Regions from separate parts of the Mus musculus genome. Here region 1 is linked to region 2. Evidence: chromatin contacts called from ENCODE POLR2A ChIA-PET data. All regions are on one chromosome and are shown on one strand. The core of a region is the stretch at or near the end of the contact, and the rest is flanking DNA. Distances in the headings are between cores, read along the strand shown.

Evidence for each region. ChIA-PET counts read pairs that join two places held with the same protein, here RNA polymerase II (POLR2A).
Region 1: POLR2A ChIA-PET joins it to region 2 with 22 read pairs in embryonic stem cell. The contact joins the promoter of Catsper2 here to the promoter of Lcmt2 in region 2. POLR2A ChIA-PET finds 5 or more read pairs at or near these places in 4 of 5 experiments (Patski and embryonic stem cell).

Annotation. Positions count from the first base shown.
Region 1 is chr2:121,411,006-121,416,267 of GRCm38, forward strand. It overlaps Catsper2 (cation channel, sperm associated 2), which reads right to left and starts at 2,787. Exons shown (of 13, transcript NM_153075.3): 1 at 2,411-2,787; 2 at 1,145-1,285. The coding sequence starts at 1,283. Pdia3 (protein disulfide isomerase associated 3) reads left to right here and starts at 2,897. Exons shown (of 13, transcript NM_007952.2): 1 at 2,897-3,200. The coding sequence starts at 3,034.
Region 2 is chr2:121,139,281-121,144,152 of GRCm38, forward strand. Lcmt2 (leucine carboxyl methyltransferase 2) reads right to left here and starts at 1,418. Exons shown (of 1, transcript NM_177846.3): 1 at 1-1,418. The coding sequence starts at 1,320. It overlaps Adal (adenosine deaminase-like), which reads left to right and starts at 2,813. Exons shown (of 10, transcript NM_029475.2): 1 at 2,813-3,023; 2 at 3,244-3,374; 3 at 3,869-3,929. The coding sequence starts at 2,964.

The DNA.
Region 1 (5,262 bases), core at 1,537-4,036, 270 kb after region 2:
AAGTTTTAAGTACTTTTGGTGTGAACTTTTCCAAGTCAGTCAGGGTACCCAACTAGGACTCAGAGGAAGTGATTAGAGGTCCTATACATAGATTCTAAGAGTTTTATTCATAAAGCTCTGAGTTTATCACATGTCATGTTGCTTCTTATCCCTAGATTTCCTTTTTTTAAAAAAGATTTTATTTATTATACATAAGTATACTGTAGCTGTCTTCAGATCTCACTATGGGTGGTTGTGAACCACCATGTGGTTGCTGGGATTTGAACTCAGGTCCTCCGGAAGAGCAGTCAGTGCTCTTAACCACTGAGCCATCTCACCAGCCCCCCTAAATTTTCTTTTATTTGTACTTAAAAAAAAAAAATACCGCTGAGCGTGGTGGCACATGCCTTTAATCCCAGCACTCAGGAGGCAGAGGCAGAGGCAGGAGGATTTCTGAGTTTGAGGCCAGCCTGGTCTACAAAGTGAGTTCCAGGACAGCCAGGGCTACACAGAGAAACCCTGACTCGAAAAAACAAAAACAACATAAAAAAATAGCATTTATTCGTGTGGGGGGGTGGTCAGAGCATAATTGTAGGGGTAGGTTGTATTCTTGTACCATATGGGTTCTGAAGATAGAGCTTAGTTTACAGAGCAAGTGCCTATGTTCACTAAGCTATGTTTTCTCTGGCCTTACTCATATTGTTCTCAACCAAGGATGGCCTTGAATTCCTGGTGTCTCCTCCTCCAGAGTGCTGGGATTCACCCATACCTGGTTTCTTTCTTTCCTTTTTAATTTTTTTCTTTTTCTTTTTTTCTAATAGTTGTGTATGTGTGTGTTGTGTGTACATGTGTAGGCCAGAGGACAACTTTTGGGAATCAGTTCTCTCCTTCCAGGTAGGTTCTGAGAATCAGACTCAGGCTATCATTATTAGCTGCAGGCACCTTTACTCTTGCCGGCTCTAATTTTGTTTGCTTGTTTGTTTCATTTTGTTTTCTGAACCAGGACCTGGCTATGTAACCCAAGCTGGTCTTTATTATTTAAAGCCCAAGTGACCCCGGATTCAGTCATGGACCGTTATTCCTGGCTCCACCCTTAAGTATGTCTCACTTTCTCTTGAGGATATGGACAGGAATATCACGTTTAGTGTGAATGAGGGTTACTAACCAAGTATCTCCCGGAGAGTGTGCCTTGGTACGGCTTGGCTCAAGCCCTGCAAATGCTCTATGAGCGAGAAAGTGTCAATGAGCTTTGAACGGATAGCATCAGCTCTGAGCAGCTGGAAATGTCCTTGTTCTTGTGCCATGTCTGTTAAGAAAGTAGAACCAAGGATGTCATGCTTAAGAATTATACTACAATTAGCAGGCTCTCTCCTCCCCCAGCTTCTTTGCCTTTTAGAGATTCAAGAAGCCCACACAAAAAAAGCTATGAGCAGTTAAGAATAAACACATTGAAAGACTCAAAGGTATTTTGTTGTTGTTCGGTACGGATTTTGTTTTTCATCTAAGCAAAAGACATAAAAGTCATAAGAAGCTAGGCAGTGGTGGTGCACGCCTTTAATCCCAGCACTTGGGAGGCAGAGGCAGGCGGATTTCTGAGTTAGAGGCCAGGCTGGTCTATAAAGTGAGTTCCAGGACAGCCAGGGCTGCACAGAGAAACCCTGTCTCGAAAAGCCAAAAACAACAACAACAACAAAAAAAAAACAAAAACAAAAGTCATAAGAAATATCTTCACAGCTAACTAAATATTCGGGTTATTTTCACTTTCTGACAGCATTTGTAATTAAACACTTCTTTTTGAAAATTAGGCTTAAATGTTAGGCAGGTGGCCCATGGCTTGGATCCCAGCGCTCTGGAGATAGAGGCAGGCAAATCTCAGAGCTCAAAGACAGCCTAGTGAAGGACAGCCAGGGCTACACAGAGAAACTATCTTGAAAAACAAACAAAAATCAGTTTAAAAGGCAGGCAGTGTAGACAGATATTCCAGTCTCAAGAGGATGGTGGATCTCTGTTGAGTTCCACATTTGCCTGGTCTATATAGTGAGTTCCAGGGCAGCCAATCCTCCTTGCCTCAAAAAAAAAAAAAAAAAAAAAAAAAGGTGAAAGCTGAGCCTGTGCCTATTAGTACGTAGTGCACACTATCAGTCTCAGCCACTCGAGAGGCTGAGGCCAGAGGATGGAAAGTTCTAGACCTTCGCGGATTACAGTATGAAGTCAAGGCCAGCCTGGACACCTTGGTGTGAACATGACTCAAAAAGTCAAAAGAGGACTAGGGATGTAATCCAGTGTTGGATCACTTGCCCAGCAATGTGCAAGGTTCTGGGCTCAATCCTCAGCTACCCACCCTCTCAAACAAACCAACAAACAACAATGGGGGGGGGGGGAGCAGCAGGCAGGGAGGGCAGAGGCCTAAGGCTGGACAAAGAATACAGACCTCACGTGGACCTGACAAAGCAGGATACGAGGTAGGGCAGCGGCAGGATGTAGACTTACTACGCCCTATAATTGGACAAAGCAACAGCCTGACATTTGGAAAACGTGTCGCGGTGCGCTCAAGTGCGTGCGCGCCCCAATGCCCCGGAGGGAGGGAGCCGGACAGACAGCTCAAGCTCCCCTCCAGCCCTTTCGCGGGCCTCACTTCCGCCCACTCAGCCCTGACTTCACCCCTCCGCCTTCCGCGCCGGCGCCCAGAGCTTCACTCCTCCCCAGCGGGTGGCGCTCAGGGCCGCTCCGGCTTCGCTGAGCCCCCTACTTCCCACCGACCCCCCGTCCAGGCCTCCGCCACAGCCAGACCGGCGGGCGTTCGCCTAAGCGTCCGCCCCGCCTCGCCCCGCGCGCCCGCCAATCGGCAGTTACCAGCTGTTCCGCCCGCCCGACGCTGCGTGACGCAGCCAATCGGCGGCTGCCACACTGCGGGCCCCGAGCAGGCCTAGGGGGTTGGGACCTCGGCAGCGGGTCTGCCCGGGCCAGACGCGCGAGCGCAGGCAAGCGGCTGCAGATTGCGGGCTCTCCCATCTCATTTCTCCGGTCCCGGCCCTCCGACCGCGACCCGCCGCCATGCGCTTCAGCTGCCTAGCTCTGCTCCCGGGCGTGGCGCTGCTGCTCGCCTCGGCCCGTCTCGCCGCCGCCTCCGATGTGTTGGAACTGACGGACGAAAACTTCGAGAGTCGCGTCTCCGACACGGGCTCGGCGGGGCTCATGCTAGTCGAGTTCTTCGCCCCCTGGTGAGGCCACTTTGCGGGATCAGGGCCGGAGGACCGGCTGGGCGCGGGAGCGGTTGGGCCTACGCAGCGCGGGCGCCCTCCACTATCTAGCAGGCCTGGCTGCGGCTGCCTCATTGCCAGTCGGTGGGGAACCGGGAGGCGCTCCGCCCGGGGTGGGGGGTGGGGTGAGGACGAGGTAGGGTGGGGACGGGGGCAGATCCGGAAAGCAGAAAGCCTAAACTCCAGGGTAGGGCCACGTCCTTACCTCCGCGTTCTTGCAGCACTTCCTATGTGGAGGGTTCTCCCATCCCCTCCCCCTCCGGTCTATCTTTCAGTATCTAGGTGAGTCAGTGTATGTGTCCCCAGGTCTGCAGACAAGGCTGGCATCCCAAAGCCTTCAGAGAGGAGGCAGAGGTCCTCTTTTAAGTGGTGAGGTTCTGGGGTTTTTTTTTTTTCTCTTTTTGTCTCCACCCCATTAGAGCCATTGGTTTCTAACCAAGGTCACTCTGTAGCTGCAGAAAGATCCTAAGTGCTTTCTTGAGACAGGCCATTAGTTGGTTCATGGCATGGCTTACACTATTTTACATTAAGCTGCAGAGGCCTCTTATTAAAAGAGTAAACCAACAAGAATTATTTCACTAGGACCTATCATAATTTCAGTATTAAATAATTCTAGAAAATGATAACATTCTGGATAAGAAAGTTACCACTGCTTAACCTAAGAAAAGGGTAAGTTCTATCGAGTGGGTGTGACCCCAAATAAAAACTTTGCTTGGGAAGGGAGAGCAAATAGGATTTCTAGTTTTGTCACTTAGAGTAGTGGATAGGATAATTTACCAATTATTTATTACAAGGGCATACAGTTTAGAGGATGTCAATATTTTTTCCCTCCTAGCACAATGACCCTTAATTCAAACCTGTTCAAAAGTATCAGTAAGACAGAGTGTGATAGTTACACTGTAACTTACCTTTGCTTCTGACCCAGTGGGATTGTTAACATCTCTAGCTTCTCTGACTTAGATGGTCACACTCAAAAGTCCTGTAGTGAAGACTGCCTAAAGAGGCAGGAAGCAAATTGTGTTTCAGTTCAGGCTTCTGTGGTTGACAGTCACATTGATTACACATTATAGATAGCATCTATATGTCTCTAGAATTCGTGTTCTCTCCGAATTTATCATAGTTACATAATGGTGCTGTTAACTGAGGGGGTGTCGCTTGGGTCTGGCTTCTTTGTCTGAAGGAGGTCATACAATTGAAGAATTGTGGGCTCTTACACAATTAGAGTTTTTAGTCAAGGCTTTGGAATATGGTTCAGTGCTTGCCTAGCATGTCCAATCCCCATTGAAACACACACACATGAGAACATATATATTCTTAAGAAACAAGTCTCTGTACACTCTAGGCTGACCTCTTCTTACTCTAGCCTCTTTTTTTTTTCTTTTTCTTTTGAGATAGGGTCTCCTATTGCCTAGTTAGCCTTCATTTCATGATCCTTTTATTCTGAATGCCCCAGGCACCTGACTTCAGACTTGTCTTTCTACTAAAAATTGTTGTGCCTGCTTTCCACAAGACTACATATCCCATCGTACATTGAGCGATTTAAGAGTTGCGTGGATTTCTGCTGTGGTGTCTGCTTTTAGTTGGCTGAGAAGATAAAGTCATCTTCCACATTGCCAGTAGGAAAGATTGGTTTTCTGAGGAGGCAGTTTAAAGTGAAGGAAGTCTCCTGTTAGTAATTTCATTATTTCTACATACTCATCTATTTTAACAGTTGTAAAAATTTTTTTAAATTTGTTAGTTTGCTTGTTTTTCTGAGACAAAGTCTTAAGTAGCTCAGGTTGGGCTCGAATTCCTTACCCTTGAGTCTCCCCAAATGCTGAGCGTATAGCCACCACACCAAGCTCTGGAGATTGATTAATTGATTGACTGATTTACTCTTTTCCCTTGCATATAACAGCAGTACCATCCCCTGTTAGCAAATAGAAATTTTTTTTTAAGGATGTGCAACCACTACCCAGTTTTTTTTTTAAGGTTTATTTATATCTAAGTACACTGTAGCTGTCTTCAGACACACCAGAAGAGA
Region 2 (4,872 bases), core at 168-2,667:
TACTGGGGAGAGTCTTCCTCCAAGAACCAGAACCCGAGTATCAGAAAGCCTTGTCATGGTGTGATAAAGGCGTCCATCCCACTGGCCTTCAGTCCCCAAGGTACTTATTTGGCAGCCTTCCCATTCCGAGTCACAGGATCTGGAGAGCACGTGAAACCTGCTCACTCGGCAGTGTCGTCCCTCTTGTTCTCCAAAGCCTCCTGCACTGAAAATAACGCCAGGGCTCAAGAGGGCAGAGGCGTGGCCATATCGCTTCAGGCTTGAGTGCTGGTGGTCACTAGTGACTACTCTGGCAGAAAGAAACCCTGAAGGCGAGGCAGGATCTATCTGAAAAGAAGCCTCTGAGGGCTCAAACACTGGAGTTTCTGACAGAATGTCTCCCCTAGATGCTGCCAGGATGAAATAATGTGAACACTTCAGATGCCACTCCTCATATTCATCAAAGGGTTCAAGCGTCTCAACCCGCTGGCGCTCTTCTGCCGAGAGAAGGCGGCGATAGAACTCGTTCAGGTCCAGGGCGCTGCAGGCAGTCCAGCCAGCTTGAAGGAAGCGCTGGCGCTGGGCCTTCACGACGGGAAACAGCTCCAGGCCATGCAAGGGTGAATGCAACCGCTGAAAGTGCTGCAGCATGATCTGCCCAAAGGCATCCCCCGGCTGCATCTGCTCATAGATCACGAAAAGGGCGTCGGGGAAACGCTGGGCGGCCCAGGCAATGAGGGCTGTGGCACTGGAGGGCTCCAAGTAGGTCAGCACCGCCTCGGCCAGGAGCAGCGTGGGAGAGGTGGCGTCCAGGCCGGCGCCATCCAGGGCCTCTCCTAATCGCTGGAGCTCCCGCAGGTCCGCGCCCAGGATGCGGTAGTCCGCGCTCTCGAAGCACAGAGATGACGCCGAGTCCCCGATCTTGAAAGGACCGGTCTGCGCACGCAGCTCCGGGGTCTCCTCGATCCTCTCCGCCTTGAGCCGAGACACGTCCGGGAAGTCCACCTCCCAGACGGCAGCTCGGGCCAGGAGGCCCGCCGCTTTCAGACGAAAATAAAGCGAGTCGGAGCCTGAGCCCAAGGACAGGATCTGGGCTCTGGTCCGGGACGGGAGCGCGCTAGTGAGTTCGAGGAAGGCGCGCACGCAGTGACGCACGGCGCGCGCGCGCACGTAATAGCCGCGGTGGATAAGCGGCGTGCGCCGCACGGGTCCCGGGACCAGCAGCGCCGCAAAGGGGTCGCGCACGTATCCGTGTGCGGCAAGCGATCGTTTGCTGAGGGAGCTGCTGTCGTTGGTGCTCTGGACCGTTCCCGCCCGGCGCTGGCGGCCTCGCGGGCCCATGACGAGAAGGTGCTCAGCAATACTGCACACAGAACACTTACCGAGCTCCCGCTCATCCGCTTCTGGGTGCGTCACTTCCGAGAAGACCGCTCTCTGCCAAAACCCGCGAGAGGTTTTTTGACCTTCCCCCCCCCCACCCCCCCTTTCCAAATTACGTTTTCCTGGGAACACGCCAGCTGCTTCGGTAACAGCTAGCGCTTGGAGAGCTCAAGTTACCTCTTTGTACAGGCATTTTCTGCAGGGAAAAAAAAAACTTGTGTAGATCCTCTTATTTGAGAACATTTTTAGGTGAATCGGAGGCTGACGACCTGATACCGGTTTGGTCCGGCAAAAGAGGACCAGCACCTCGGATCTTAAGCAATCCAGAGTAGATTGGTCCTTGCACAAAAGTAACAGTTGCTCCTTTATTGAGTGTTCTCGTTGCGAGGGAGAACTCATTTAGATCTTAAATTAGGCCATATGGAAAGTGAAGAAAGAGACCTTTACGGATAATTACTGATTATTATTAACCCACTGCCCCTGTACGTGCTGTTTATTCTCATGTAGTCTAAATTCTGTGCTAGGTCTACAGTGAGTAAGTATTCAGCATGTAAAAATGACACTCCCCTCCACTTCCAAGATTCTGTGATTCGTATGTGGTATTGAGTATGTCTGCTGAAAATCGCTATAGAAGAGATGTGATTATTCCCTGTGGCGTTGTTGTTTAAAGGAAGCAACCCAGGTTGGACTTTTAAAGTTTCTACATTTGATGCTTAGGAGATACCAGTAAGAAAGCACTCCCAGAGATGCGTAGAAACTTCATCATTTACTAATTTAGTGTCTGCTTGGATTAGGAAAGGAAATAGAAAGACTTGAAGAATGGTTAACTCAGAGCAGTAGTATGTAACGGCTGAGAGTATGAGTTCTGGAGTCCAACTGGATCAAGAAAAATTTTCTATGAAGATTTGGTTATTGGAAAATGTTTTAGGGTTAGGAACTCGTTAGTGGTCTTAGAAGAGCAGATTGTGTGGCAGAATGATTCAGTGCGTGCAAGATATGTTAATAAAGGCATCTAGTCGACCAGAAGGATCAGAGACAGGAGGCAGCAAATACTACCCTCCATCCAGAGACAGGATTTTCGCCTGACAGACCCAACCCATTTAAGGAAAGTGTTTGTGCGACGTAAATATGAAATAACATGTTTTCTTGTAAAAGCAAATTCGTGCTACATGTGTAAGCTAACCTGACCTACGCAGTAGATTAAAGGAGCCCAGAGTTAAAGGGACAGACGAACGCTGGATTTTTAGTTTTCGGGTGTTTTTTTTTTTCTTGTTCTTTTTTTTTTTTACTAGTCATTTCCCCATTGCAGACACACCTAAGTTAGCTTTGCTTAACTTAAGTTAGTGGGAGCAGGGGGTTGAGGGGGCTTGGGAGGTGTAAAAAGAAGATATCAGCAGTGACTGTGTTTCTGTTTGCATGTTAGATCTGAAAATAGTTACATTTGTTATTGTAGGTGAAAGTGATCCCAGAGCCACACATAGTGCAAGTCTTGTTTAAAATGGCAATCTGAAGGAAGTCCAGCACCTCAGAGATTCCCACTTTGATAAGTTTATCGTCCAAGCCGAGAATAAGAGCAAAGAGAAACTTTTCCTTCTACTGAAGTGATGGAGGCCGGACAGCAGTGGCCTGGGAAGACAGACTTTTATCTGCAATTACCAAAAGTGGTAAGAATTAACTACAGAGTTCTTGTTACTGTATAATGGCTTTTGTATTGTTTTCCACAAAAGAGAAGTAAAGCTTATGGGTAGAAATTGTAGAGTGGGTATAGCTGAACCAAGTAGCTGGCCTAGTATAAACTACAACTAGGAACCAGGCCACCAGGGCCTGATGTATGGGGCTCTGGATCTCGTGGACTCTTGTGAACTGATTGTCCTCTTGTGTTAGGAGCTCCATGCCCACTTGAATGGCTCCATTAGTTCCAGTACCATGAAGAAACTGATAGCCAAGAAGCCACATCTTAACGTTCATGGTCACATGACCATGATTGACAAGGGGAAGAAAAGGACTTTACAAGAGTGAGTTTGGGAGGTTGTGGGAATTTTTTGTGGCTGTATTTTGGGATTATAATATATAAGAATCAGATTTTAATACTTAGATAGGGTAGACATCTGGCATAAAATATATAACCTAACTCACAGTGCTTTTCCAACTGTCAGACTGACAGTATGTTTAATGATTTATATTGTTTGTCATATTGAGTTGTTCCTTAGATTTGAAAATAAAGACAGATTGATTTTTCTCTATTTGCTAGTCCTGGCAGGATTAAAGAATAGGAATGGCTGTTTCATACTTTTCAATATAAATAAGTAATATCTTATTTTAGCTATTAAATTGTCTTTCTAGATCAATGTAATTTTGAAAAAAGGTGTATCCTATAGTTCTTTGTAAATTTAAATATATACTTACTATTAACCTCAAATTTACTAATTAATTCCATTCTGAGGGTTTTTCTTGAGTAACAGGTTTTGATGAGGGAAGTGTGTTAAGACATTTTTTTTTTCATTTGTAGATGTTTCCAGATGTTCCAAGTTATACATCAGCTTACTACTAGTGCTGAGGACATCCTGATGGTGAGACACAGAGGCAGGTTAAAATGGCGTGACTTTCCACAGCAGTGCACAGCTCACCTTGCGCATGTCCTTTGGCTTTCATCCACGCTCTGATGGAGATGCTTGCTCTTTCCCCCCACTTCCTTCCCCCTCTTTATTTTTTCCTTTCTTTTTCTATTAATTTACAGATTTTTTTTCATGACAACTCTTTGAAAAGTCAGTGTAAGACATTGGCCTAAGAGCTAATGTAAAGTCTGTTGTTGTCTTAAAAAAAGAGGAAGCGGGTGGAAGGGAAAGGAAGGGAGTGAGAGAAGAACCAAGGTCAGCATTGTATTGAACGGGGAGGAGAAAGGCAGGAGAGCCTGACCCTGATTTCCATGTAGGACATGTCATAAGAAATAGTTGGGAGCTGGAGAGATGCTCAGTGGTTAAGAGCACTGGTTGCTCTTGCAGAGGACCTGGGTTTGATTCCCAGCAACTACATGGTATTGGGACCCCTCTGTAACTCCAGTTCTAGGCATCTGACCTGGTCCTCTTCTGACCTCTTCAGCACTGCACACACGTGGTGCACAGACATATGTGCAGGGAAAAACATTTGTGCATACAAAATAAATTTTCACAAAAGAGAAATATTTGTCCTCAGATAGGCATATTTCTTATCTGTTCCTCTCTCTCTTCTTTTTCATGGAGCCTAGACCGGTCTCATATTTTCTCTGTAGTTGAGGCTGGCTTTGCATTCCTAGTCTTCCTGTCTCCACCTTTCAAATGCTGGGATTCAGGTGTTCACCACCATGCCCAGGTCAGTAAGGAAAACTGTGACAAATCCCTGTAATCCAGCACTTAAAAAGGACCACAAAATCAAGGAGACCCTGGGTTTGGTTTGATTCTTACCACACCTACATGTCCCCTGTCTGCCCCCCGCCCAAAAATGTATATGTATATGTATCTGTGTTCTGCAGAGTTA